Linked DNA regions of Mus musculus: regions 2, 3, 4 and 5 are each linked to region 1. Evidence: chromatin loops called from intact Hi-C (ENCODE). Cell type or tissue: heart. All regions are shown on one strand.

Region 1 (5,000 bases):
GGACATAAAGCTTGGGATGCTTGCTCAAAGCACGGAGCCAGGGATGGCTACAGAGCTTATGGGCAGCCGCCTTCAGACAGCTTTTGGGACAGCCAGCAGGCTCCGATGAGAGCCCAGGCACACTACAAAGGCAGGGCAGGTTGCCTCAAGCTGCCAGGGACAAGGCCCATCCAGGCACTGTAGGGTGGCATGTCCCCCAGGGCAGGGCCTCCCAGATCTCAGGAACTGCTGCCTGCAGTTGGAGGAGGACCCATGGTCATCCCTTCTCATTCTTTGGGCTGTCGTGTATGAAGGTCTATGGAGACCTGAGCCTGGAGGGGGCACATGTCTACCGTGCTCCGTGGCTGCTGTGGTGTGGGAGGATCAGGCTTGTGGAAGCAAGAAGTTTTAGACAGGAGGCTTTTAGACTATGCTGAGTGTGAGGAAGATACAGCTACATAAAGGGGGAGACGGCGCTTCCAAAGGGATCCTGCCAGAACAGTGGCTTACTACCCGAAAGCTGTGGGTTGAATCCATAGCCAGTACCACCCACCATATGGCACAGTCCCCTATCAGGCAGAGGTCCCCTGAGTGCTCCAGACTTGCTATCTTTTGGGGGTATTCACTTCAGCCCCATATGTCTGGGTGAGGGGACAGAAGTGTCGGTCTACTTTCTGAAAAGCCTGCCCCCTCCCCAGTTCTGAAAGAGACTTGTGCTAAGCCAGGATCCCTCAGCTCCAGTGCCTAAGTTGCCTGTTTTCCCGCCTGCCTCCCTTCTCTCCCTCCCTCCCACACCATCCACTCCCGCATCCACTCCTGGGAGGGCTCCAGGATACCCCGGCTAGTGGAAGGACATAAGGGTGCTCATCAGACTCCTCTATCCCCTGCTTTCTCCAGCCCTATCGTAGACGTTTAGCGCAGCTTGAGAGTAGCAGAACCGTTGGGTTCCTGGCCCCGGAGATCTGCGGTGGGAAGGGTTGCCTACAGCAAAGGTCCCCGGCCCCCACTATCACCTCCCGAGCTGAGACGGGCGGATGGGAGCAAGGAGGGGTACACGGGGAAATGACTTCAGGCCGAAGAGGGACCGCACGCACTGGAACTCGCAGCCAGGGTGCGCGCGCGGGGGACCGGGACGCGCCACCTCCCCGGTCCGGGACCAGCGGGCGCGCGTCCCCGGGGAGCCCCGCGCCAGCACTCACCCGGGCCACCGAGCTCTTCCTCACACGAGTACCAGATGCCAGTGTGGAAACGGCGCAGCTGGAAGCGCTCGTCGCCCGCCTCCCAGCTGTAGGGCGCGCCGGCCGGGCTCGCGGCGACGGGGGCGGCTGTGCTGTTGGCCGTGGCGTTGGCGCCCGAGTTGGGGCAGTTGGCGCCGCCGCCCTGGCCGCAGCCAGGCTTGGGCACCCGTTGCGTGCCCTGGCACCAGTACGTGGTGAGGAAGGCGGTGGTGGCGAAGAGCAGCGCCAGCAGGTTCAAGGCCACGGCCAGGAGCGCTCGGCCGCGGCGGCTCGTCTTCATGCCGCCCGCGCCGCCCGCAGCTCCGCGCGAAGTTGGCAGCGGTGCCCGCGTCAGCGCCCGCCCCGGGGCTCAGGTGCCTGCGGTCGGCGACGGTGTTCGCGGCGCAGGCCCATGGCCCACGGCGGGGACGCGGGGCGACGAGGACGCGGGGCGACTGGGGCCGCAGAGTGGAGCCGACCAGCGCGCCCGGAGCCCGGAGCGCGAGTGCGCTTCGGCGAGCAGCCGCGGGCGCCTGGCAGCGGCCACGGCGCAGGGACGCGCGCCCCTCCGTGGGGAGACACCTGCAGGCGGCCGGCGACACTGTTCAGCGCCCGCCCGCGCGCGGAGAGGGGGCGCGCCACGCTGGGCGCGGGCGGGGGACAGATCCGCGCGGGAGTGGAGAGGGACAAGTGAGAGATCCCAGGCAAGACGCTCCCAAAGGAGCCTCACTCAAGGCAGGAGAAGACCTCTCACCCAGACCCACACAGCCCTGCCAGATAAGTGACAAGGCAGCTTCTGTGGGTCTTTAGACTGTCAGGGGCCTCTGCAAAGGCTGCAAGACCCATCTGGAGCTTAGGAAGGGATGGGGATGCAGAGCCTCAGCGTTTGAAAGGCTTGTCCCTGCTCACCCTTGCTATCTGAGACCAATTCCTATCCACAGGCTCTCTGTCACCACACAGGAGGGCAGAGAGCTTGCAAAGAGGCAGCCTGCACAAGGAAGCGAGCATAGGATGTGACAAACAGGGCTTCTCCACCCAGGCTATCCACACCAGAGACCCAGAACATGACTCAAGAGGCCACAAAAAGAACAGCAAGTCGTGGTCGCCAAAAGGTGGTGTCCTGCAGGTCTGCGAATGCTGAATGCTTAAGACTGGCCGGGCAGGGTTGGTTAACCATCCTGACTTTGCAGTCAGTTAAATCCAGGACTCGACCAGCTGTGTGACTTTGAACAAGACACTTGCTCTCTCTGACCCTCGATTTCTGTATCTATAAAAAGGAAAGAATGTGTTCCAGAGCCAGAGGTGGGGAAGGCATCTGGCACACAGTAGGCACTCAGTAAATGCTGACACTATTAGGAATATCTGGGCCAAGGAGTTGACGAAACTCAGACCTTTTTAGCATCTCTTTCTCAAACTAGGATTGCTCATCTGTGAGCACCCCCAACCCCACCTCTGCTCTAAGATGAAGCTACACCCTTCACTCTTCCCACTGCATGGGGCACAGTGCCTGGATGCCCAGGGTGTGCAACCATTAATTGCACATTGATTGCAGGAGCTAATTTGAATTCTGCCCAAGCCAAGAATGACTCCAGCCACCCCCAGCTTGCCGAGTGGCAGGCTTTGCAGAATTCAAGGTTAACAGATTACGAATTGCCTTACTCCTGTGGGTGAGCCCCACTCACTGCCAGCTGCTGCCACTCTGCCTGGGGGCAGGAGAGACTAAAGCAATGCTGGTGTGAGGACAGCCAGGGGAGCCCTGCACTTGCTTATCAGAGCTTCTTTCTGGCCCCAAACAAGGAGTTTCTAACTATTTTCAGGAGAACTTCTGGATTGCAATGGTGCATTCGAGTATTGGTTAATGTGAATGAACGACCACAAGGAATCTGCTGCCCTCAACAGGCATGCAATATGTATCATCTGAGCCTGTCCACGTTTAAATGCAGCCCTGGGGTGTGCACTGACGTGACACTTCCTTGGCCTTGAGACTCAGTTAGTATTCATGTGGCAAGGCACGTTTCTTTCAAGCTGGGAACCCTGTTCTGGGGCGGGAAGCGGGGAGGAGTTCAAAGCAAGGAGAGCCCAGAGGAAAAGTCTCAGGGACTACTCTTCTTAAGTAACACCCAGAGGAAGCAGAGACCCGCTGTGATATCCTGTCAGGGGTACCCAACCACCTGCTCACTGAGCAGCCACTGTATGCTCAGCTCAGGAAAGAAGAGAGAACATGAGTGACATTAATAAGACCAGCACAGGCTGCCTGTGCAGGGGTGAAGGGCAGGGAGGGGTAGATGTGGGCGGAGCTTGGAGGAAGGTGTCATAGGAAGGTGCATTGGAGCAAAGCCGGGAGACACCAGGAGGCTCTCTGCCAGGGAAAGAAAGTTCCTAGCAGGGGAACCAATGGCCAATGCAAAAACCTGACACCCTGGCGGGTTGGGGGTTGGAGGGAGGGAGCACAGCCTGAACAAGGGACAGCAAGGGAACAGCAGAGGACAGATCACAGAGGTCTGAGTCATGTGGGGCCTGCAGAGGGTCTGGGCAGAGTCCAATGATCTGGAGAAGACCCACTCCAGCTGCTAAGTGAATAAAGATGGCTGCTGATCAGCTAGGGGTAGGTAAGTGACACCAGGGGTTCAGGCAGGATCATCCAAAGGCCAAGAAAGCTCTGGGTTGTTTCTGTTTGCTTGCTTGCTCTAGGCAATGAAACCCAGGGTTGGATGGGACCCAGGGTCATGTCTGCTAGGCAAGTGCTGTACCACAGAGCCGCAACCAGTCCCTCCTGGGGTGATTTGAAAGGCAGACCCAGCATGATTTGTTTAAGGCAAAATGGAACACGGAATGTAAGGAGGTTTTCAGGGGCATCTGCAAGGTCAGGGGCTCATAGAGAAAAATTCAAATTGGGATTGATTTTGTGCTTGCTGAATGTTCTACCAGAGCTGATAGTAGAGACCAGTAGGAGGAGCTACCTTTCAGGTATGCCTTCCTGAAAACCCTCTCAATGTATCAGAAAGCCCTTTGGATACCATGGATATTTTCATACCAAATAATGGCAGAGCTGCATCCAGGCAGGGTGGCACACCCTGTAACCCCAGAAGTTGAGGCAGGAGGATTATGCGTTCCGGGGAATCCTGGGCTACATAATGAACTAACAGTCGTAGCTACATTGACCTTGGTAACAGACAAGGGTTGGGTATGGTTTAAGGAACTAGGAATTTGCACCCAAGACCTTGGTACTCACTTCATCCTACTGACGCAGCCAAGGCCGGCCAATAGGCTCCTGTCCCCAGCCCTCACCTGAGCTGCCCACCTCTGCACCTGCTGCAGAAGGTTCAGCCCCGTCTCACCTCGGCTTGCCCTGCGAACACCACCGGCTTCTGCTCACATCTCTGCTCACATCTCACTGTGGTTGCGGCTCTGTGGTACAGCACATGACAACACCAAACTCCTCTGTGGTCCCTGACTCTGCACATCCATCAAGCTGTTCCCACTGGAATGGCCTTGCCACCTCATCCTGAGTGTCCTTCCTACGATTGACCTCCACTCCTGCTGCCCTAGCAACTGCTGTCGCTCCCTCTCTGACCCCCAGTGTTAGTGAATTAATCTAAACGGTGAGGTTTATCTTCAGACCTGTTTCTCTGATGGGCCTGGGGCCCTCCAGATCCCCTACACTGGCAGCTAGCGGTTCAAATCCGGCCAGAAGCATGTTTGGTTTGGCTTGGATGAAGTTAGTACCATATGCGCCAACATTTCCTCATTGGCCACATTCAAGAATCCAAGATTTGCCATAAAAACGCAGGTTCTCGGCTTCTC
Region 2 (5,000 bases), 410 kb before region 1:
GAAGAAACAGACACATCCCAGACTGGCCACGACCCTTCTAGATCCTAACACTGTCCTGTGTAACTGCAACAGGTCTGCTTCCTTCTTGTTCCAGCCTAAGCCAACTCACTGCTCTAATGCTACCAGCTTCCACAGGAAGTCTACCAGCAGGGCTCCTACTCTCTACATTAAGAGGCAGAACTGGATGTCCCAATCACTAACAAGAAAGATCAATCAGTATACAACAATGAAAAGAAACACCAGGCCAGAATGTTTCCCATAAGCATGGAGCTAGTTCTGTGGGCTAAGGGGAAGCCAAAGAGGTTACCTTCTTCTTGATGCCATCCTGAATGACTGTAGTCCGATACAATCGCAAGAGACCCTCCTCAGACAGGTTCCGCACCAAGCGGATAATGGACTTCTTACAGCATTTGGTGGAGACACCCTCTTGCTTCTCCTGGTCCATGATCATCTTCTGAATCCTGGATAGCAGAGAAGGTCATTCTCTCACATGCAGGGCACAGAGGTCTATCAGGAACCAGGGAAACACTGTAGGAGTTTTTCATATCCTATGAAGGTGGCCTTTTTGGAATATGAAATACTACATCATTCTAGACTAAACAAATTAGCTAAAGAAAGGCCATTACTCACAGCAGCTCCACAGCAACAGAGATCACATGACTTTACAGGGAAAAGGAATGGGGGGAGGGGCACAGAGTGCAAGGATGGAAACCTGTTTTCTGCACTCTTCTTTAACATTCAGGTAGAAAAACTCTAATTTACCACTTGCTCCTTGGTCTGAACCTCTTTCTATCCTACTGATCTCTCTCAATCTTTCTGATTCTTGTGACATTTCTAGATCACTAATAAAGAAAAGCAGGGCCAATATGGACACCAGGACACCCAGACAAGCTTCACATGGCACAGGAAAGACCAGGGTGACGATGTATCTGAGGTGTTCCTTGCACCCCAGCTAGCCAGAGACAGGGCACAGGATCAGCGCTGGTGACTGTAGGGTGGCCCCTCTGCCAATGGTTCTTACTCTGGTCTCAGAGCTCTGGAGGTGCTGCACCAACAGAGTGGTGGCTCCAAGAGTTACAAAGACCAGACCTGAAACTCAGCTCCTCTGTCTTTAACACAGTCCTGTCTGTGCCTCTTGCAACGTGACTGCACACAGGTTTCTTGGTCCCCCTTCTCTTGTAACAATTCCCCAGTGTTATGGTCTAAATGTGCTATGTCACCTACAACTCATGGGCTTAAGACCTGGACCCAGAAGATGGTGATACTGCAGACTTTGTAAGGTGGGGCCTGCATGCAGGAGGAAGTAGGTTGCTGCAGACCTTGCCCTCTCTCTGCTTCTTGGCTGCCATAAAGTGATGATGCGATTTGGCTACATATTCCTACCACCATGTATACAAGGCCATGAGACCACACCAAGAACCCAAGAAACCATGAGCCAATTAGATCCTGCCTGACACAGCTACACAAAAGGAATACTCAGGTTAGGAGAAAAGCCAGTGTGGGCTCCTAGACACCTAGCATTTTCATTCTCTAGGTCTACCCTTGCTAATGACAGGAAATCTACATCCTGTTGACCACAATTAGACACCGTAAAACACACATAGCAAGGCCACAGCTCAAGGCCTCCCAGCCCTTGCTAGGGAGGAGAAGGGCAGTCACAGAGACAACAGTACACTTACGTGAACAGGCTCTCAATCAGGCGGAGGTTGGTGACAGCTTCTATGATGAGATTTCTGCGCTTTAGCAGTCGGTATGTTTTGTGAGGCTTGTCCTGGCTTGAGCCATGCCGTCCGCCTTTCTGGGAGCCACCACCCTCCTACATTAACAGAAACACAAAGGCAGGAGTCAGAAAGGATAGGACCAGACAGACACTATACCCGAGGGGCACACTCCTTTTCAAGGAAGTCAGGTTCTGTTATTCAAGGAGAACGTTCCAGGCCAGGCCAGCTCCCTACACAAGATCCCACTACCCTCTCATTTCAGGGTTCACAAACATTGGAGGTACCTGTCAGCTGATCGTGGGTGACTGTAGGATCAGCTGGTTTCAGAGTGGGACTTGGGGCATCACCTACTGGGACACTTCCAAAAGCAAAGAGTAGCTCCATGCCCACCTGGCTTGTCCCTCATGGGAGGGAAGAGCCCAATACCCCTGCTAAGGCTGCTGTCAGGCCATGGAGAGCTCAGCAGAGCCCTCATTACTACTCTCAGGCCCCAAGAAGAAATCAGGGATCAGAGAGGCAAAAAGTGGTATGGGATCATACAGAACAAATATGTGCACACATGCATACACACACACACGTGCACTAGGACAAGGCTCTGAATCTAAAACTAGGAACTTTCTGGAGGGCGAGGCAGAGAGGGCTGGGAATTCAATATAGGTTTCTGGGAGAATACAAGGACGGAAAGTGAAGATGGAGGTGGGGGCTTCTTCCCTTATTATTTATGTGTGTGTGTGTGTCTGCCATATGTGAACAGATGCCCAGAGGCCAGAAGAGGGTAGAATCCCCTGGAGCTAGAGTTACAGGAGGTAGTGAGCTGCCTAGTGTAGGTGCTGTGACCTAAACCCAGGTCCTCTGGAAGAGTAGCAAGTACTTTAAGCTGCTGAGCCATCTTTTCACCTACAACTTTAATTTTTAAAAATATTTTATTTATTTTTATTTTAGTGTATGAGTGTTCCTGCATTCCTGTATATTCATGTGCCATATGCATGCACTACCAAAGGTGACCAGAAGAGGGCATCAGATGCCCTGGGAGCCATAGACAATTGTGAACTGGCATCTGGGTACTAGGATTTGGATTCAAGTTCTCAGCTAAGAGCAGGCAATATTCGTAACCACTGAGCCATCTCAGCAGCTCCCCAACCCGACTCTACTTTCATCCTTAAGGTCTGTTTTCTAGGAGCTTACCACAAACCTGTGCCTTTATCACATCAAAATGTGGTAAAGTCTGAACATGAAACCTGAATGAAAAAGAATATCTGTTGACATCACATGGCAGCCACAGGGCATGTGTGGCCAGGTGGCTATGGCTTAGAGTCGTACTTTCAGGAAGTGGAAATGCATCTCAGGCACTGGGGTGACAATGTGGGAACAGCTAAGCTTAGCCTGCTCTCTGCCTACCACAGGTTCTCCAGGTAAGGCAGAGTTCTCTCACAACAGAGAGTGAAATCTAGAGGATTTCAGAAAGGTCCCTGAAGTGGAGACCTGTTGTCCATCATGTCTCAGAGCGACATTCTGGAGGAAGCTGCCGCAGTAGCCAGAAACTGCAGAAGCAGAGCCGTGTGCTGCCAAAACCCTTCAGGGAGCCATGGATGCAAACGGAGGGTTTTATCAGGCAGCACAGGCCTCTGGAAGGAAGGAAGACCTGTTGGATTGGGATTAGGAGGACCCAACAAGAAGGTACTGGGCAGCATCTAGCAAGCACTAAAGGGTGGAAAGCGTCAAGATCAAATCACCCAGAGCCCCTCAATTCTACAGCAGGGCCAAGTGCAGCCTGCTACGTCAGGACGGGAGAATGGACGCTGGGGAGGTCCCCACGCTGCCATCTCTTAGCAGGTCAATTTCCCATCCCATGGCTCAGAGCAGACTCCATATTTCTCCTCCTCGGGCTGTGAAGCCTGAACACAGCAGCAGCAGCTGGAGTCACCTGGCTGCTGGTCCACACCAGTGCTTAAGCCTAGGAGGTGGGGGACAGCTGAGCAACAGTGAGATTCTGCCCCCAAATAACAACAGTAGCAACAAAGCGTTCTGCCTTCACCTGCTGCTGCCACCAATCTCGCTGCCTAACTGTGATTATCACAAAGGTCCAAGCGCTGCCAAATGCCTTCACAGCAATACTGGCTATGTAAATTAACCACACAAACTTTCCCTCTGAATTTATGTGAAAAAACCACCTTGTCAGAGGTCACTGGAGACTTGGGACTAGGCCTAGCATGGGGCAGAGGCAGCAAATGGTTCTGTGTCTCTGTGGAACTGCTGCCGTCACTTGGCTCACATCCTGTGTTTGGCAGGTGACACTACTATCGCCTGTTCCTGTCCCTGGATTCGAGTACTGAACCAAGAAGACTGGAGTCTTCATGCCGCAAGCCTCTAGGGTCGTTACTAACCTTGGGGTTATCGAGCCGGACCTCCTCAATCACAGCGATGTCACCACTGTGACTGTCCATGCTGTGAGGGTCGAAGGGGGCATTGAGCTCAGACGAGCTGCTGGTGTCCAGGCCATCCCTACAAGCGGAGCTTCTGCGGGACCTCTCCTCAGCGGCAGCTTTCGGCTTCTTCAGTGGGTGCAGATTTAGGACTTTCCACCCGCCTGCAAGGAGAGCGGGCACAGCGGGTCAGAGGAAAACAAGGAGGGCTTCTCTGCTTGGCAGACAGGGCAGGTTAGCCCAGGGACCTCCTCGGGCTCACTCTACAGTCTTGGAGTACAAAACTGAACATGAGTCTATCAACCACTCACTTTCTACACACCTTTAAAGCAAGAGATGAAGCCACCCAGGGTACTATACACCCGAAAGCTCAGCACTCAGGAAGCTGAGGTAGGAAGGGTGGGGGAGTGAGCTCAAGGTAGGTCACGTAGTAAAATCCACTCTCAAACAAATACGCGAGAGTTACTAGGTTGTAACAGCTCACTTGGGAGAACATCCCTGCCTCCATAGAAGTATTCTGTAAACTAAGCTCTGGCTCTTGAATGGACCGAGGGAAGGGATGAGAGTAGTAAAAACATGTAAAAAAAATGTTATTCAAGGAGACTGACTACCTTGCAAGAAGCCAGGACACACCATACGACCGACCCCTCCACATCTATGATGGTGTGACCGAGGAGAGCTCCCGGTGCCTGCTGAGCTGAACAACTGCTCCTTGACTATGGTGAGCTGTGCCAGGGTGTGTGGCCCCGATGCCCCCATATGCTTCAAGCAGCCCTTACCCTTGGCTGGAGTGGAGTGATGAGGCCGAGAGCCAGACCCAGCATCCCCTGAGGCTCTTGCATGGCCCCGGGACCCT
Region 3 (5,000 bases), 56 kb before region 1:
TTTTAGGACCAACTTCTTGGCTTCTGCAGAAAAGCTCAGGATTGGGTTGAACCTGGAGAGCGCCTGGGGCAGAGGAACCAGCTCAATGAGATCTCCTCGGTCTTCTTAGGTCAACCTGCATTTCTTTCAACACTCTGTAGTTTTAAGGACTAGGCTTTGTGTTCTTTTGTTACATTTTCCACCCATTTCACCAGCTCACAATTGTTAACGGAACTGTTCCCTTTGTCCCACATTTGGGTAATTTGTTGCTGGCATCCGTAAATATGATTGCTTTTGGATGTAGACGCTACGTGCTGCTGTCACACTGAACTTATGCACCAGTCTGGTGATTCTTACTGCGTTCCAGGATTTATTGTTCAAAATACAGGCTCGTGTCATGTCCAAGAAGAGACAGTTGTGTTCCATTTTTATAATCCCTATCTCCTTCATTTCTTTTTGTGACCACCTACAGTAAAGTGTTGACTAGAAACAGCAGGGGTGGGCACCCTCATCCTGTCCCTGGTCTTACGGGGAGGGCTCGTCTCATTCCATTAAGTTTCTGTCAGCTGTGGGTTTTTGACCCTTGTAGTTTGATGCTTTTGGGTTTTGTCTGTAGTGGTTTGAATGAGATGCCCGCCCCACCCCACCCTCACCATGGTTGCAGGCATTTGAATATTTGGTCTTTAGTTGGTGGCACTGTTCGGATTGTGCACTGGGTAGTTTTATGTCAATTTAACACAAGCTAGAGTCATTTGAGAGATGGGAAACATTGAGAAAATGTCTCCGTAAGATTGGACTGTATGCAAGTTAGTAGGGTATTTTCTTGATTAGTGATTGACATGGAAGGACCCAGTCAATTGTGGGTGGATCCATCCCTGGGCTAAGGATTCTGAGGTCTGAAAGAAAGCATGGTTGAGCAAGCCATGGAGATCAAGCCAGTAAGCAGCACCCTCCATGGCCTGCACACCAGCTCCTGCCTCCAGGTTCCTGTCCTGTTTGAGTTCCTGTCCTGACTTCCCTCAGTGATGGATAGTGGTGTGGAAATATAAACCAAAGAAATTCTTTCCTCCCCAAGATGCTTTTGGTCATGGTGTTCCATAACAGCAATAGTTCCCCTACTAAGACAGGTAGGCTTAGGAGACATGCTCTTGCTGGAGGAAGTATGGGCGACAGAATTGGACCTGTTACCAGATCATTCTCTGCTTTCTGCTTGTGGTTTAAAGAGTGAGCTTCCGCCCCAGCTGCCATGTCTGCCACTTGCCGCCATGCCTCCTGGCCATCCTGGACTCTTATCCCTGTGCAACTACATGCCCAAATAAGCTCTCTCGTCTACAAATTGCATTGCTCACGGTATTCTACCACAGTAACAGAAAAGTAACCATCACCCTGCCTTTTGTCTGTTTGATGCTGTCCCTTCGTGTTTGCGAAGTGGTTTCACGAGAAGCCACTTGCATTCCTTTTCACCGGGAACAACCACCAAGAATCCCTACTTTAGTAACAAGCCAAAGCTCTGAACGTTCTGTAACTTACCCAAGACCACAGAGCCAGCAGGTAATGGGGTACAGCCTAGGACCACAGACTCTGATCTCCAGGCCCTGAAATAACCCAGCCCTCTCTTTTCGTTGCTATGCCAGTTTCCTACGGTGCCAGCTGCTGCTGCTGTGTCTTGCAGCTGGATCCTGTAAAGAATCCCCCTGGGAACTTAACTCTAAACAGTTAGGGAAATAGACATGGGGATAAATAAATGGCACTCGCACTTTTGTTTCTGTTTCACAAAGCTAAAGAGATGTTTGAGCTGATATGGCCATGCACTGCTTTTGCAGGGTAAAGCTGACATTTAAGGAGAAATCGTAGAGGTGACATGAGGAAAACAGGACACTTCAACAACCGGTCTAACGCTAATATCTGAACAGGAGAGATGCTTATCCCCCACCAATAGAGATTAATCACTAGACATTAATGGGGAGATGCTGCCTGGCGCCATATTGATTTGCTGCATTTACAAGTGGCCCTTACGGCACTAGCATCAATGTGTCAGGTATTATTAAGTTGATACGTTTAATTAAAGGGTTATGATGCATATAAAACCAAAGACAAGTGCACTGACCCTTTCATCACGAACATACAGATGAGCCTAAGGCCAGACCCAAGTACTGTCAAGCTACTGCCACCTGATGGCAGTGTTCTTTCTCAGACCATGAACTGGAGAGGATAGGAAGGGTCCTGAATCATTAGATTTAAGAGGTCTCCATTAGGGAAAGGGCCCCACACAGAGACTGATTTCACGGGTCTAAACCCCTCAGATGATTCAAATGTGCACTAGAGGGTGTCAATCACCCTCCAACTTGACCTTCTAAGACAGAGAAGACAGCACCTGTCCCCAGGAAGGACAATCCTAAAAGTCCCACAGTGTCCCCAGTGCTCCACAAGAGAGTGATATGGCCCTGCTTCAGTGGAAGATATCTGTGCTGGGGTGACAGGGAGTGAATGCCAGAGGATGCCAGTTTGAGCCTTCTAAGCAGCACCTAGAAGAACAGCAGGGCACCTGGGGAGTACTTGCCTAGGAAAGACACCTAACTCCCGTAGGAATCTGGTATTCCAATAGGAAGAAGAATGGGAGGGTGTCCCAGACCTTATGGAACTGTTGTGTGACTTGGAGTCTGAGAGGGGTCCTCAGCTGCGAGAGGATGGCTTGCTTGCCCCCCCCCCCACCAGTGGTCATTGTGTCTAAAGAAATAGATGCATAGACTCTTGAATCCCAGAAGTGATGGGGCGTGTTCACTCCCACAAACTTAGAGGATGCCCTCCTTACCAGGGCAGTGGCCCTCAGAGACTCACAAGTGGGACTCAGCACACAGCCTGAATCAGTCACCCACTCAAGATGTCAGTGGTCTCTGGTAACTGAAGAGAGCCTATGGGAATGGGTAGTTAGGCAATTTGTTGTCTGGTTGAGAGAGAATTGACATGCCTGCCATCTGGGTCACTGGGGCCTGGCAGGAAACAGATGGTGCCATCCCAGGGGTGTACTGTGGCTATTTATAGAATTATAGACAGGGTGAAGACCTAGCAACCAGAAGGTCGTCACTGCCCAGAGTCTGGAGGAACAGAATGGGGGCAAATCTACAAGTCTTGTTTGTTTGTTTATTTGTTTGTTTATTACCCTAGCTGTCCACAGAATGCACTGGTCCACAGAACTTTAGCGGTGACTGTGTGTAGACAGTATCTGAAATAGCCTGGAGATTGCACACCTAACCCCACACATAGTTTGTTCTCTCTCTCTCTCTCTCTCTCTCTCTCTCTCTCTCCCTATCTCTCTCTTTCTGTCTCTCTCTCTCTCCTTCTTCTCCCTCCCTGTCTCTCCCCTGCCCCCTGCTTTCTCTCAAGAATCAAAATCAAAGTCAATATACTAAGCTACCTAGAAGTGCTTAATTCTGAGTCCTAAAAAATACTTTTCCTTCCCTGCCTACCTACACTTATCACAGGAGTATTCACAAGTGTAGAGTTCTAGGACCAGACATGGCACCCAGGAAGAGTTGAACTGGGAAGGGAGGTGGGTGGAGGGGCATGTGATGGAGTTCTGCTCTGCCATAAAGAATGAAAATATTCAGGAAAATTGATAAAGCTGGAAATCTTCATGTTAAATAAAAATCAGTACCACAAAGACAAAAATTGTGTGTTTCCTTTCATGCAAAGTCTAGAGTTGACAGGAAGAAAGAGAACAGAAGAGACAGCTCTGTGGGTAAAGGAGCTTGAGCATAAATAAGCCTGCAGGCCAGAGTTGAATTCTCAGGACCCATAGATGGTAGAAAGAGAGAACTGACTCCATAGGGCTGTCCCTGACCTCCACACATGCACTGTGTAGACTCTACACATGCACTAATACCCATACACATCGCGCACACACACACACACACACACACACACACGTTAATGATGAATAATAATAATAAATTTTAAAACATGAAAATAGAATGTGGGAAGGAGGAGGGGAGTTGAAAGTGGCCAAAGCATGCAACATGCATATGAACATATCATAGCAATGCCCCCTCCTGTAGAACACACAATGATAAATACAAGCAACTGCCCCCGAGGTGAGCAACATCAGTGCTTCATACCCAATGCAGCTATATTCCCCCAAACTTTACTGAAGGCCTACTATGTGCCTGGTATGGTTCTTGGTTCTGGTTACAGAGCAATGAGCCAGGAAGGCAAAACCCAGGCCTCACACAACCTCTGTTCTGACAGCAAAGCATCTTGGGGCATCAGCCACCCTAGAGCCCTCTCATCAGAGAAAGGTACCCTGGCTCTTCTAAACAAGACAGCATCCGCCTGGACGTCAGCTGGATTCAGCAACCAACAAAGCTTCATGGACACAAGAATCTAGTTCACTGCTGTATCCTCACTGCCTGGAACATTCAAGGCGGGTGAGGACATGACTGCAAGAAACAAAGACCCCCTTCCCAGCCTTTTCAAGAAGTCTACAGAGAAATGCTCTGAAGGACGGGCAGCCAGCATACCAGCAAGCACGTGGAAGGGGAGATGGGAATGGGACGCGTCTGGTGGACTTAAGAGGGAAGAGAACACAAGAAAGTATGTTGACACTACAGGGCCAGTGGTGGCGCTGAGGGCAGCATACTTTGTCACCAAGCAGAGGTCTGAACACTCTGAGATCACCTTAGACACTGTATCTTCTATATATGTGGATTTTAGTTCTAGCTTTTTGAGACAGCTCATTGTATATTGCCAGGCTAACCTCATGATCTTCTTGGTTCCGTGAGTGCAGGGATCACAAGTATGCACTTGGTACCAACCCAACAGACACTATGTCTTTGAGTACCAACTTTTACTCTATAGGTTGTCACCTACCATTTGACCCTTTGTTCGGGATAGTTTTGTGTCAGCCAAGTAAGAGTCATTGGAGAAGAAGGAAGCTCAATTAAGGAAATGCCCCCACCAGATTGGCTCTTAAGGCAAGCCTGCTGTGCTTCTTGATTTATTATTGATGCTGTAGGGCCACACTC
Region 4 (5,000 bases), 120 kb before region 1:
AAATTGAATTACCCAGGTCCTCGCAGTGCATCTGGGGAGCAGGCTGTAACTCGTTGAATTCAGCTCTCTGTTCTTTAAGAAATCCCTCTGGTTTCTATATATACCTCAATTAGAGGTGATTATGCCCCTTGTCAGGAGCTCCTTGCTCCCGTTTCATTCCACGGCAGCTCTTCCAGCGCATGAAGAATGGGATTGTAGGGTTTATAGAAATTCAATTTGCATGTGGCTTTTTAAGGGATGTGTGTCCCCAGCCAGCTTTGGGGACAGTGACAATACCTTGATATTCTTCCAGGGCACTCCCTGCTCAGCCCTCTGGGACATGGGTCTGGAGATGTCATTCTAGACACCTGGCCCTTGGGGCCAGTATCCGTTTTTGGTGTGTTCTTTTTCAATTTCTCTGAATCCTATGGGAGGTGGGTTTCTTCCTTAGCACCCCCATAGGAGGAAGCTCAAGAGAGAGAAGTCTTTTCCTTTCTTCCTTCCTCCTTTCCTTCTCTCCCTCCCTCCTTGTACCTGTCTTCCTTTCCTAGCCCTCATTGCTAGGGATGGAACTTAGGTCTTCAGGCATGCTATGAATGTGCTCTACCACTAAACATCAATGTCAGCCAGAAGGGGTCCTCTCCTCTGTAGCCCTGTCCATGCACCCCTTCCTATCACCCCCTTGTCTCATGCCCAAGTCAAACACACAACCCACTGCACCCCACATCATGCTAAGCATCACAAGGCTGGCCCTTGCTGTGTATGCTTGTCCTTTGTGGCACCCATACTGTGGATATTTATAAACAGTAGGTCAGGGCTCAGAGGAGATGCAATAGCCTGTGCTCTCCCATCCTCACAGGGCTGTGCCCAGGCCCTGGGGGACACAGCATCCCCTGGTGCTGAGCAAAAGGAGATAAGCAGTTGTGTCCCCCCACCATGCTACTTCCCACGCTCCTTACCTGAGAGCACCGTGAAGACCGCAGCAAAGGCATTGAGCTTCAGCCCGTCTATGACGCTGCTGGAGTGGACGAGCTCAAGACACATGAGACTGAAGCCGACCACCAGCAGAAGGATGTAGAGCACCTCAGAGACCACCGACAGCCACAGCACCCCTGGAGAGACAGGTAAGAGCAGGTGAGAGGCTGTCCACCTCACCAGGCCAGCACCACCCACTGAGAACAGCAGGTCACTGCAAACCCAAATGCAGCTCTATGTGCTCCCATGCTATGGCGCCCTGAAGGACCAGCGTGGGATGAGGTTGGCACTGCGGGTATAAAGTGGATCCAAATGAGGAGTCTTTATGGGGTCCCTTCATCCCAGCCCTGAGGGGCACCCTGCTCTAGACTCTACATGGGCAAGTTTTCTATTGCTAAGTCCATTGTAGAGAGACCCTCTGTTACCTGAGCCACAAAGGTCCCTAAACCCCGTTACCTGACCACAAGCCTTGCCTACACCTTTGCTGGCCCTACATTCTCCCCTGTACCCTGCCCTGCTTGTTTCTGGAAAGCACTACTGCTGGGTCCATGACTTTGACTTGGGTTCTCCCAGGTGCTGCCATGCTTGGCTGTGAGCTTGCTCTCCTGGACACAGATGATTGGTCACTGACCTAGCACTGACCTGTTACTGCCTTCCTCTAGGACTCTGAGCATGATGTCACTGAGATAGTCCAGGACGGGAGGTCACAGGGTTCCAGTGAGAAAAATCACCAGTTCCGGCCCTTCCCGAAGGACGCTGCCCCTCCAGCCCTTCTAGTGGTTTGGTGTGTCTTCTGGGTTGCCACAGTTTCTTCCCCATATCAGCCCACCTTGGGCTGCTAACATTGCTAGCTTTCCTGTCTGTGGAGCAGTGAGCTGTGCACAGATAGCCTGGTCCCCATTTGAGCACAGGCCTGGAAACCTGGTGACCCTAAAGGACGGAAGGTGTTCGGCCATGCCTCCTGGGCCCCTGGCTCCTGTTGCAGCTACAGCCTCCCACAACTCTCCCTCCCCCCAGAAGTGTGTAGCCATCGGTCATGTAGGCAATGCTCCAAGCTCCTAATATCTAGTCTGGACTCCACCCCCACAGTTACCTGGCAACAGCCAGGATGGCCCAAGCAACTATAAAAGGAGCTGTTTGCCCCTCCTCGTTCTCTTGCTATCTTACCTCTTATTCTCTTGCTCTGACTCTTGCTCCCTTGCTCCCCTTCTCTCTGCCTCCCCCCCCCCCCCAATCCACATGGCCCTGGCTAGCCTCTGCTTCTCTACTCTCTCCCTTTCTACAATAAACGTCTTAAAACCATGGACTGCCTCGTCTCATCGCGATCCTCCGTGCTGCAGCAATGGAGCAGGTCTTCCCCTGAAGAACTGCGCATCTAACCTCCCTCCAGGAGGCGCTCTGCGTTATCAGCCACTGCCGCCAGCAGCCAAACCAAGCTGCCAGCCAAACTAGCCACCTGAACTAGCCAGACTCTCTCCTCCCTGCTGAAACCTGCCACAGCTCTCCTCCTACTCTTCCCCCCCCCCCCGCCTCCCAGCCCCCCGCCCCCGGATCAGAGTCCGCCTGAGGGTCCCCACCTGTTCCCAGCTCTTCTGCGACATACAGTGGCGTCTGGAATGTCCAAGAGCGAGAACCTGTCGTCCCTGGCCTCTGTGCAGCCCAGGGATCCCAGAACTGGCTCCTCTGTGGTGCCTGAGAGTCAGGAGCCCCGACTCCAGCAGTTCCGCGAGGACCTCAGAGTGTTCTCTTTCCTCAACCCCGGAGAGGGATCCCATGGCTTCTCACAGTCCAACGCCTGCTCGGTGGTTCTATGGGGTTTCGTACAGTCAAACCCCACCCAGCGTCCACCTCACCCAGTGGCCCTAGCCCCGAGCAGACGCAGGACCCCATTTTTGCCCCACACATGTCTACAATGTCACCCTCTCTTCTTCCTTTATGCTTGCCACCTGCACAGCACCTGCTTTCCTCTGGTCTACCTGGTTTCCTTGCAGACCCCTATCCTGGCACCATGTCTTGAGCACACAATTCCTATCTGGCCAGTCCAAGTTCCTTGCCACTCCCACTCAGGACTCAGGAATGAACCTCTGTGCCTCAGTTTATTCATCTTCAAAGTGGGGGTCATACTCAGAGCCATGGTGCCAGCACTGAAGAGAAACAGTTTCTTGGTACTGTGTAAGACTCAAGTTAGCCCAGCGAGGGACCTGGTCACCGACCTGCTGATGCTTTTGTGTGGAAGGAACATGCTGACTTGTGGGAGGAGCCCAGGGGCTTCTGACAGAGATCAAGATTAAAGATGGCGTTGACGGGGAGGGTGAACTTGTAGGTCCATGGAAGGGTGTGGAGAGTAAACAGTGGGAATGGAGATCCATCCAACATGCATTTGCATCTACGCCACGTTGATTTGCTAGAGGATGTTTGAGCCAAGCCTGGCAGGTTGGAGATGGACCCAAGACCACTCAGTGCTGGGAGAGCTGGCTACAAGAGAGATGGCTGGCTCAAAGCTGGGAAGGTGAGGCTAGTGAATGCTGTCAACGTGACACAATCTAGAGCCACCTGGGAAGAGAGTCTCTGTGCTCAGAATGGGTTGGACCTCGGGTGTGCCTGAGGGGTTTATCTTAGTTATATCAATTGATGTGAGACAGTGGCCTAAGTGGATGGCAGCGTTCTTTGGGTTTAGGTTGTGTGAGTAGAGAAAGAGCTGAGCGGCCAGCAAGCATACACCCATTCTCTTCCAGAAAACATTCATCCATCCATCCATTCATTCATTCATTCATTCATTCTCTTTGTGCTTGACTATGCATGCGACTAGCTGCTTCCCATTCCTGCCTCCAAGAATGGCAGAGCGGGCTTCTGAAGGGATTGTCCTTGCCCAGAAACTCTGGGGACTCTAGGGGCCTGGGATCAAATCAAGGCTGTTTCACTGGCTAGCAGAGGCCCACTCAGAACCTCAGTGATCTCTTCTGTGGAATGGGTATGTGGGAGGAGGATCCAGGAAGTGACTATTCCCCAGAACAGTAGTCACTGCAGTCCTTCTTGAGGAAATGCCTCCAAGAGACATGGGTGAGATGTGGGGAAGCAGGAAGGACAGATGGGTATGTGTTGGGAAGCCGTATCTCAGAGCTGCCTCTACCAGGGTCTCATTTCACTCCTCACTGGCCACCCTGGCTGGAGGGTACAGAGGAAAATGCATGTTCAGATGGGTGAACAGAAAGGGCTCCATGTGCCACAAAGCCTTCTATGGGCACTAGAGATTTGTGGGACACCAGGCTCCCTTATCGTTGGCTCTGTAATGAATACCTCGTGCCCACTTTTATCATGGCTGTTGTTGCTACTCTTGGCATGACAATTACAATTTCTATGATTATTATCTTTCTTCTGTTTTTGAGATAAGACTGTATAGCCCCGGCTAGCCTAGCACTGGATCCCCCTTCCACGGTGCTGGGATTACATGTGCCACCATGCCCATCCTGTTGTTATGATTCTTGGCTCTGGGGTTAGATGGGTGGAGCCCTCATGCAAGTGCTCCTGAGCCCAGTGAGAAGATAAGGAGCTACTCTAGCCAATCAGCCCAGCCTAGTTCTGGGGAACGGGTGCTAGATACTCCATCCTCAGCAACCCAACCTCGGGCCCTAGATCCAGGTGTGCTCCACACTGGCACCTTCTTCTGACTTTCTAGTGATGCCCTGACCACCAAGGAAACAACATCACTCTCAAGGGGCACATAAGAGTTGTTGGGATAATCTTTTTTGTGCACTGTGTAAAGGTTGTCTTTGTATTATTCAGATGTTGATTTCTGTACTGGCACCGGATAGAGTACAAGGACCTTGACCTTGGTACTGTTGTTTTTACTGGATTGTCACCTGCCTGAGTATCTTATAAACATTTGTCTCCATCACCTTCTGATTGGTTTAATAAAGAGCTGATGGCCTATAGCAGGACAGGAGAGAAAAGATGGGACTTCCAGGCAGAGATAGGCTCTCTGGGAAAGAATCAGGTGTGGGGGTTGGGGCTGGGGAATAATATTTGCCAGCCTGACATGAAGGAAA
Region 5 (5,000 bases), 320 kb before region 1:
GCCCTCTCTGCTGGCTTCACTAACCAACTACACCCCTCCAGGTCTGTTTCGCACTCCTGAATTGGTTGAAACTTCTAAGAGAAACTGTTTGAGTGTCCCAGCTCATCTGTGTTACTCAAGGTGGCCTGTAGTAGTTGTCTTTGGTGTGGTGCTGTCTGCTACCTGAGTGGGCTGTGACTAGAGGTCACCTGATACTTATCCTGCCTGACCTTGAACAGCCTGGGAAGGGCGTGTGTGTGTGTGTGTGTGTGTGTGTGTGTGTCTTAGTTAGGGTTTCCATTGCTGTGAAAAGACATCATGACCAGGCCAACCCTTATAAAGGACAAGATTTAATTGGGGCAGGCTTACAGGTTCTGAGGTTTAGACCATTATCATCATGGCAGTAAAGCATTGCAGCATCCAAGCAGGCATGGCACTGGAGGTTCTTAGATTGAACTTGATTGGAAGGTACCCAGGAGAAGACTGGCTTCCAGACAGCTAGAAGGATCTCAAAGCCCACCCCCACAGTGGCACACTTCCTCCAATAAGGTCATACCTCCTAATAGTACCACTCCTGCATATTCAAATCACTACAGTGTGTGTGTGTGTGTGTGTGTGTGTGTGTGTGTGTGATATTACAGCCTGTTGTCTAGGGTGCTGGAGTTGGACCGCATGGCCTTGCCTTGGACTCAGAGATCTACCTGCCTCTGCCTCCCTGAGGGCTGGGATTAAAGGTGTAGTACACCACTGCTCAGCTCTTCCTTTGCCTTCTACAGAAAATCGAAACAGGATCTAATATAGCCCAAGCTGGCCTTGAACTCCCTATGTTGTTGCAGCTAACCTTGAAGTCTTGATCCTCCTGTATACACCTCTCTCATGCTGGAATTACAGGCTTGAGCCACCATGCCCAGCTCTTTCCACCCTTTTGACTGGGCTCCTCTTTGTGGGTAGCCAGAAGGAAGCAGGTGATTAAGGTAGCAGGGTCCCCAGAAGCCAGTGGCTAATTCTTAAATTCTCTTAATTCTTAGCCCTGGCCTTGTCTACCTGGTTGGTTTCCTTATTTCTAATGTCTACTGTTCCAGTCTGACAGTTTCTCCTCTTCCTGCAGCTGGGCAGTGGTACATGGAATTTCCTTCTTCTGGGTCTAGACCAGCAAATAGGAACACTTTAGTGCCTAGCTACTACAATAGAAGGGGCTTTCTAAAGAGTACAGGCCTGAAACTCATTTGGCAAGAAGGCTGTAGAACCACCCATGATAACCTTGTTCTTAGGGATTAACCAGAGGTTAAAGTAGCAATGTCCCCAGTAGCCAATGGCCAATTCTTAAAAGCCACCCCACCAGGACTGGGACATGCTCTGCCCTAGTTTCAGGGTTTCTCTTATACTGCAGGGCCCACCATAAAGGGCCAGTGAGGTTACACTATCACTTTTGCTGGCCATGGCCCAGTCAGTGGGGGTTGGGAGATCTAGAGGTTGACTGGATAAATACAGCAGGCTCCCAAGCCACCGCCTTTACTGTGGAGTGGCCTGCAGGTGATATCTAGGCATCTGTCCCTGCTTGTCTTTTCCTTGCTGCTTCTGGGCCTTAGATCTCTCTGCCGCCATCAGTGGATTAAGATTTATGGCTTCCTCAGCCTTGTAATACTTGGGTAGACAGTGGCCTAATCAACAGAGCCGCCGTTTACCAAAATGCTGTCAGCTTTGATGAACGTCACTGGCTCTCAGCATTAAATCGGCAGTGAAGGGATTGGCCTTCCAACAATTTACTGTGGGCCAGACTTTCAGGAAAGGTCTCCACAGAACGTTTGCTATGGGATGAAAGTGGCCTTGGCTCTCCCTCACTGCAACATCTGCATCCTGGGTTGCTGCAGATATGAGCACCTGCAGTACAGCTCACCTCCACGTTGTGAAGCTGGGCCCTTTCTTTTGGTACCTTCTGACTTCTGATCATGACAAGAGCTGACAAACCTGGGAAGAGCTGCTCCTCACCCAGCCTGTCTTTGGGGGCTTGGTAGAGCCCTTCCACCTCTAGGGGGCGCCATTAATACAGCACACAACCTGCACAAGCATACAGGACATCCCCTGCACTTGCTCTTCTGAGTTTGACAGCACACTTCAATGCACCCTCTTAGAACACTATGAGGAGGTGCCGAAGATACACAAATAACTCCGGGCATGAACTGGGTGGAGTGTGGGCTGAGCATGAAGTGAGCAGCTTTGGGGGGTTTGTGTGGAGAGTCTTTTAAATCCTCCTCCAGGGTAGGTACTGCAAAGGTCTGTCAGGGTCTGGGTTTGCAAGTAGGCAGTAGAAAGCAGCGGCTCATGAACACCCACTCCTGGTGAAGCAGAATGCCATTCGGGGAGCCAGCCCGGAGCATCATCACCATCCTTCCATGCAAGGTGGAAGGTGGGAGGCTAGGAGCGTGCATGTGGCTGGGGCTGGGTTAGAATCTGGCAGCCTTGGTGTGGGTGGGGCTGCCCCCACATTGTGGGCAGAGGAGGCTCCCCAGGCTAGGGTGGGAGAGCAGGCCAGATGGCAGCTATTTATTACCCTCTGGGCACCCACTCAGTGTTGTGAGTGCTTTCTGGACCACAGAGTTAATTTCAGCACTGTTGCTTCATAACCTACAGTGTTCACTATGGTGCTGAGTGGACTCGGGGGCAGGGCACTGGTATCTGGAACTCAATGCTCTTAGAGCTTGGTGAGGGCCTGCTGACTAAGGGCCTTAGGGCTGACAACAAAGCTGTGTTTGCATATTGGGCATCACTGGGAAGCTCTGCTGTGCTGAGCTGTGCTGAGGAAGAGGAGGCTGGGAAGTTGCTGAAGGCTGTGATCCTGGCTTCTTGCTGGATGTAGAGCTCTTTCTGTGGATGTGCCAAGTCAGAGGCTGGCCAGGGTGTACCTCCCACTGTCACTGGCCAGCTTCCTTTCGAGCAGTGCACATTGTCCAGGGACCACAGGCCTCAATCCCTGCCTCTCAACTGGTCTTTTCCTGTGCCCCAGAATGCCAAGATAACCCCAACTCCTCACTGTTCTGTTTCCCAATTTCACATCTCTCCTGCTCCCAAGAACTATCACTCAGTATGGTGGGCAAGAAAGGGGGTATGGTATCTGCCACTCTAACTTAGCATACTCCATCTTCCTCTGGTGGGAGAACTCAATTCTAAAAGATCCACTGGGATCAGAGGCAGGCAGGAGATTCCAAGAACTAAGGTGCTTTCTCCGGAGGCTAATAACAGGACAGACTGGCAGTCTCTGCCCAGACTTGTCTGGATTTTAAGAAAGAGATGAGGGAAAAGCTAATACTAACTACTACAGGCCAACTGGCAGCATTCAGAAATACAAAGCCCTAGTCTAAGCCCTTCTCTCTTTAGAGAAAGGACCAGAAGGCCCTAAAAGGGGCTGGGTGGCTGGTGATCCAAGCTACCTCCTCCTTGGCCTGACCCAAGTCTGTGGTCATTCTTTTTTCCCATCCTCTCTTTCTGCGCAACAGGCCTCAGTGTTAGGATGTTGTTGAATGTCCCAGGGAGAAGAGCATAGCATGCTTTCCTTAGCCTGGAGAGGAGAACTAAGTAGCAATGTGTAGAGGGAACCCATACCACAGCTGGAGCTAGCCAAGGCTTTGGAGTGAAGAGGAAAGGTGGGACAATGAGGGTGTATGGCTTTAGAACCGCCCCAAGGCATTACACAGTGACCTGCTGGCCCTTCTTGTTTCTCTATTAGGACACCTTCCTTGCTCTCATAGACAGCTGCCTGTTCCATTCTCATCCTTGAGCCACAGAGGGATTGAGGGTGGGAAGGCAAACAAGCCCACAGAGATAGAGGAAAGGGTGTCTGTGGGCTCAGCTGGACTGATAGGGCCCTGGAAGTGGCTCCAATTGGTTCAACAGTCACACATGTTAGAATGTGTAGGAATTAGTATGGAGGCCTTGCGTGCTGGATGTATCAAGTAAGGTCTGGTTTGCTAACAGTGGCTTGAACGATGTGACAGCATGTCACCTTCCAGCTGAGTGAGTCCTTTTGTTCTGCTCAGGTGGGAATCACTAGTGAGCAGGGAGTCGTTTCTAGTATTGGCAGTCTTGGGCCTGAGAGAGAGCTAAGGAGCTTCTCCAGCAGGCAAAGGACAGGACAGGCAAGCAGGCTTGGGGGCTGGGCTGACTGACTCAGCCCTGAGAACAGAGTCTTAACAGCTTCAGGTCTTAGAAGCCAGAGGCAGCTCTAAGTGCACAGGTTAGAGGTTCCCTCTTCTGAGTACCAATTGCCAGTGGTCCAGCACTCAGCAGCCAGTGAGATCCTGAGCTGCAAGCAATCTGGTAGCAGGGAGCAGGCAGCAAGCAGTAGCAAGTGCTCCAGCTCTGGGATTCTAGTGGCTACCATGACTAGTGGTGTAGCTTTCAAACCTTTGTGTCAAGACCATGAGCCTTTGGGGTTGACAGCTTCTTCTAGAAGCCAAGACCTGTAGCATCTTGTCTACCAGCCTTTGTGCCTTCCACAGCCTTGGCTCACAGTCTGCTGTTTCTTTTCCATACTGCACTGTCCTCAGTCATCTCCACCCCACCCACTCTCTGGAACTCTCTAGCTGCTTGCTTTTTCTCCTCCCCCCCCCCCCTCCACTGGCTGCAGCTGCCATCACCTCTGTACTCAGGATAAAAGTCAAAAGTGTTAAAAGCCTTCTATGTGATCTGATGTTGCAACATCTGGGGGCATTGGGGGAGCATTTCCTTGTTAACTCAGAAGGCCAGGTGAGCTGGGCTTGGGGCACTGGCATCATTCCATGTGACCCACTCCTTTTGTTGTTCATATGGGCCCTTTGGTCCTTCCTAGATGCATAGTGATGGGCTGTGTGGAGGTGGGAGATTCTGGAGTGATCCCTAGCCCCCAAAACCTAGCACAGGTATTCCTTTCTCAAAGATGCAAAGAATTCTTGAAAGCAGGGAGGCTGCAGCAAGGACAGCTTGTATAGTTCAAAAAGCTTTACAAGGATTCTGTCCATTTCGTGTTAGTATATCTACAGTGCGTT

The links. A loop is a pair of places that touch in the nucleus more often than their neighbours do. Peaks named below come from ENCODE experiments on the same cell type or tissue, not always from the same donor. Only the 100,000 strongest peaks of a DNase experiment are listed, where the experiment ranks them.
Region 2: it touches region 1 in a loop (6-fold over the local background); 17 of 42 quality-filtered maps call a loop at or near these places.
Region 3: it touches region 1 in a loop (2.7-fold over the local background); 7 of 42 quality-filtered maps call a loop at or near these places.
Region 4: a loop joins it to region 1, with 7 times the contacts of the local background. A loop is called at or near these places in 8 of 42 quality-filtered maps.
Region 5: it touches region 1 in a loop (5-fold over the local background); 25 of 42 quality-filtered maps call a loop at or near these places.

The regions. Positions count from the first base shown.
Region 1 is chr7:126,080,682-126,085,681 of GRCm38, forward strand. It overlaps Gsg1l (GSG1-like), which reads right to left and starts at 1,730. Exons shown (of 7, transcript NM_001101488.1): 1 at 1,179-1,730. The coding sequence starts at 1,497. In heart, CTCF peaks have their summits at 1,788 and 3,091 (motif pointing left); no DNase peak of the experiment used is centred here; H3K4me3 peaks cover 2,380 bases; H3K27ac peaks cover 1,566 bases; H3K27me3 peaks cover 4,736 bases.
Region 2 is chr7:125,672,378-125,677,377 of GRCm38, forward strand. Gtf3c1 (general transcription factor III C 1) reads right to left here. Exons shown (of 37, transcript NM_207239.1): 9 at 4,924-5,000; 10 at 4,106-4,308; 11 at 1,680-1,816; 12 at 308-461. Among named protein-coding and RNA genes, the nearest start is that of Gtf3c1, 33 kb to the right of the region's middle. In heart, a CTCF peak has its summit at 2,721 (motif pointing right); no DNase peak of the experiment used is centred here.
Region 3 is chr7:126,024,648-126,029,647 of GRCm38, forward strand. The region is part of intron 1 of Gsg1l (GSG1-like); the gene reads right to left. Among named protein-coding and RNA genes, the nearest start is that of Gsg1l, 55 kb to the right of the region's middle. In heart, a CTCF peak has its summit at 2,134; no DNase peak of the experiment used is centred here.
Region 4 is chr7:125,957,497-125,962,496 of GRCm38, forward strand. It overlaps Gsg1l (GSG1-like), which reads right to left. Exons shown (of 7, transcript NM_001101488.1): 3 at 939-1,091. It overlaps Gm51456 (a long non-coding RNA gene), which reads left to right. Exons shown (of 3, transcript XR_003946669.1): 2 at 839-1,103; 3 at 1,617-2,256. Among named protein-coding and RNA genes, the nearest start is that of Gm51456, 7.1 kb to the left of the region's middle. In heart, a CTCF peak has its summit at 2,330; no DNase peak of the experiment used is centred here; H3K27ac peaks cover 1,284 bases; H3K27me3 peaks cover 957 bases.
Region 5 is chr7:125,765,137-125,770,136 of GRCm38, forward strand. All of the region lies in intron 5 of D430042O09Rik (RIKEN cDNA D430042O09 gene), which reads left to right. Among named protein-coding and RNA genes, the nearest start is that of D430042O09Rik, 60 kb to the left of the region's middle. RefSeq lists an enhancer at 1-217. In heart, a CTCF peak has its summit at 2,012 (motif pointing right); a DNase peak (open chromatin) is centred at 2,015; H3K4me3 peaks cover 343 bases; H3K27ac peaks cover 4,562 bases.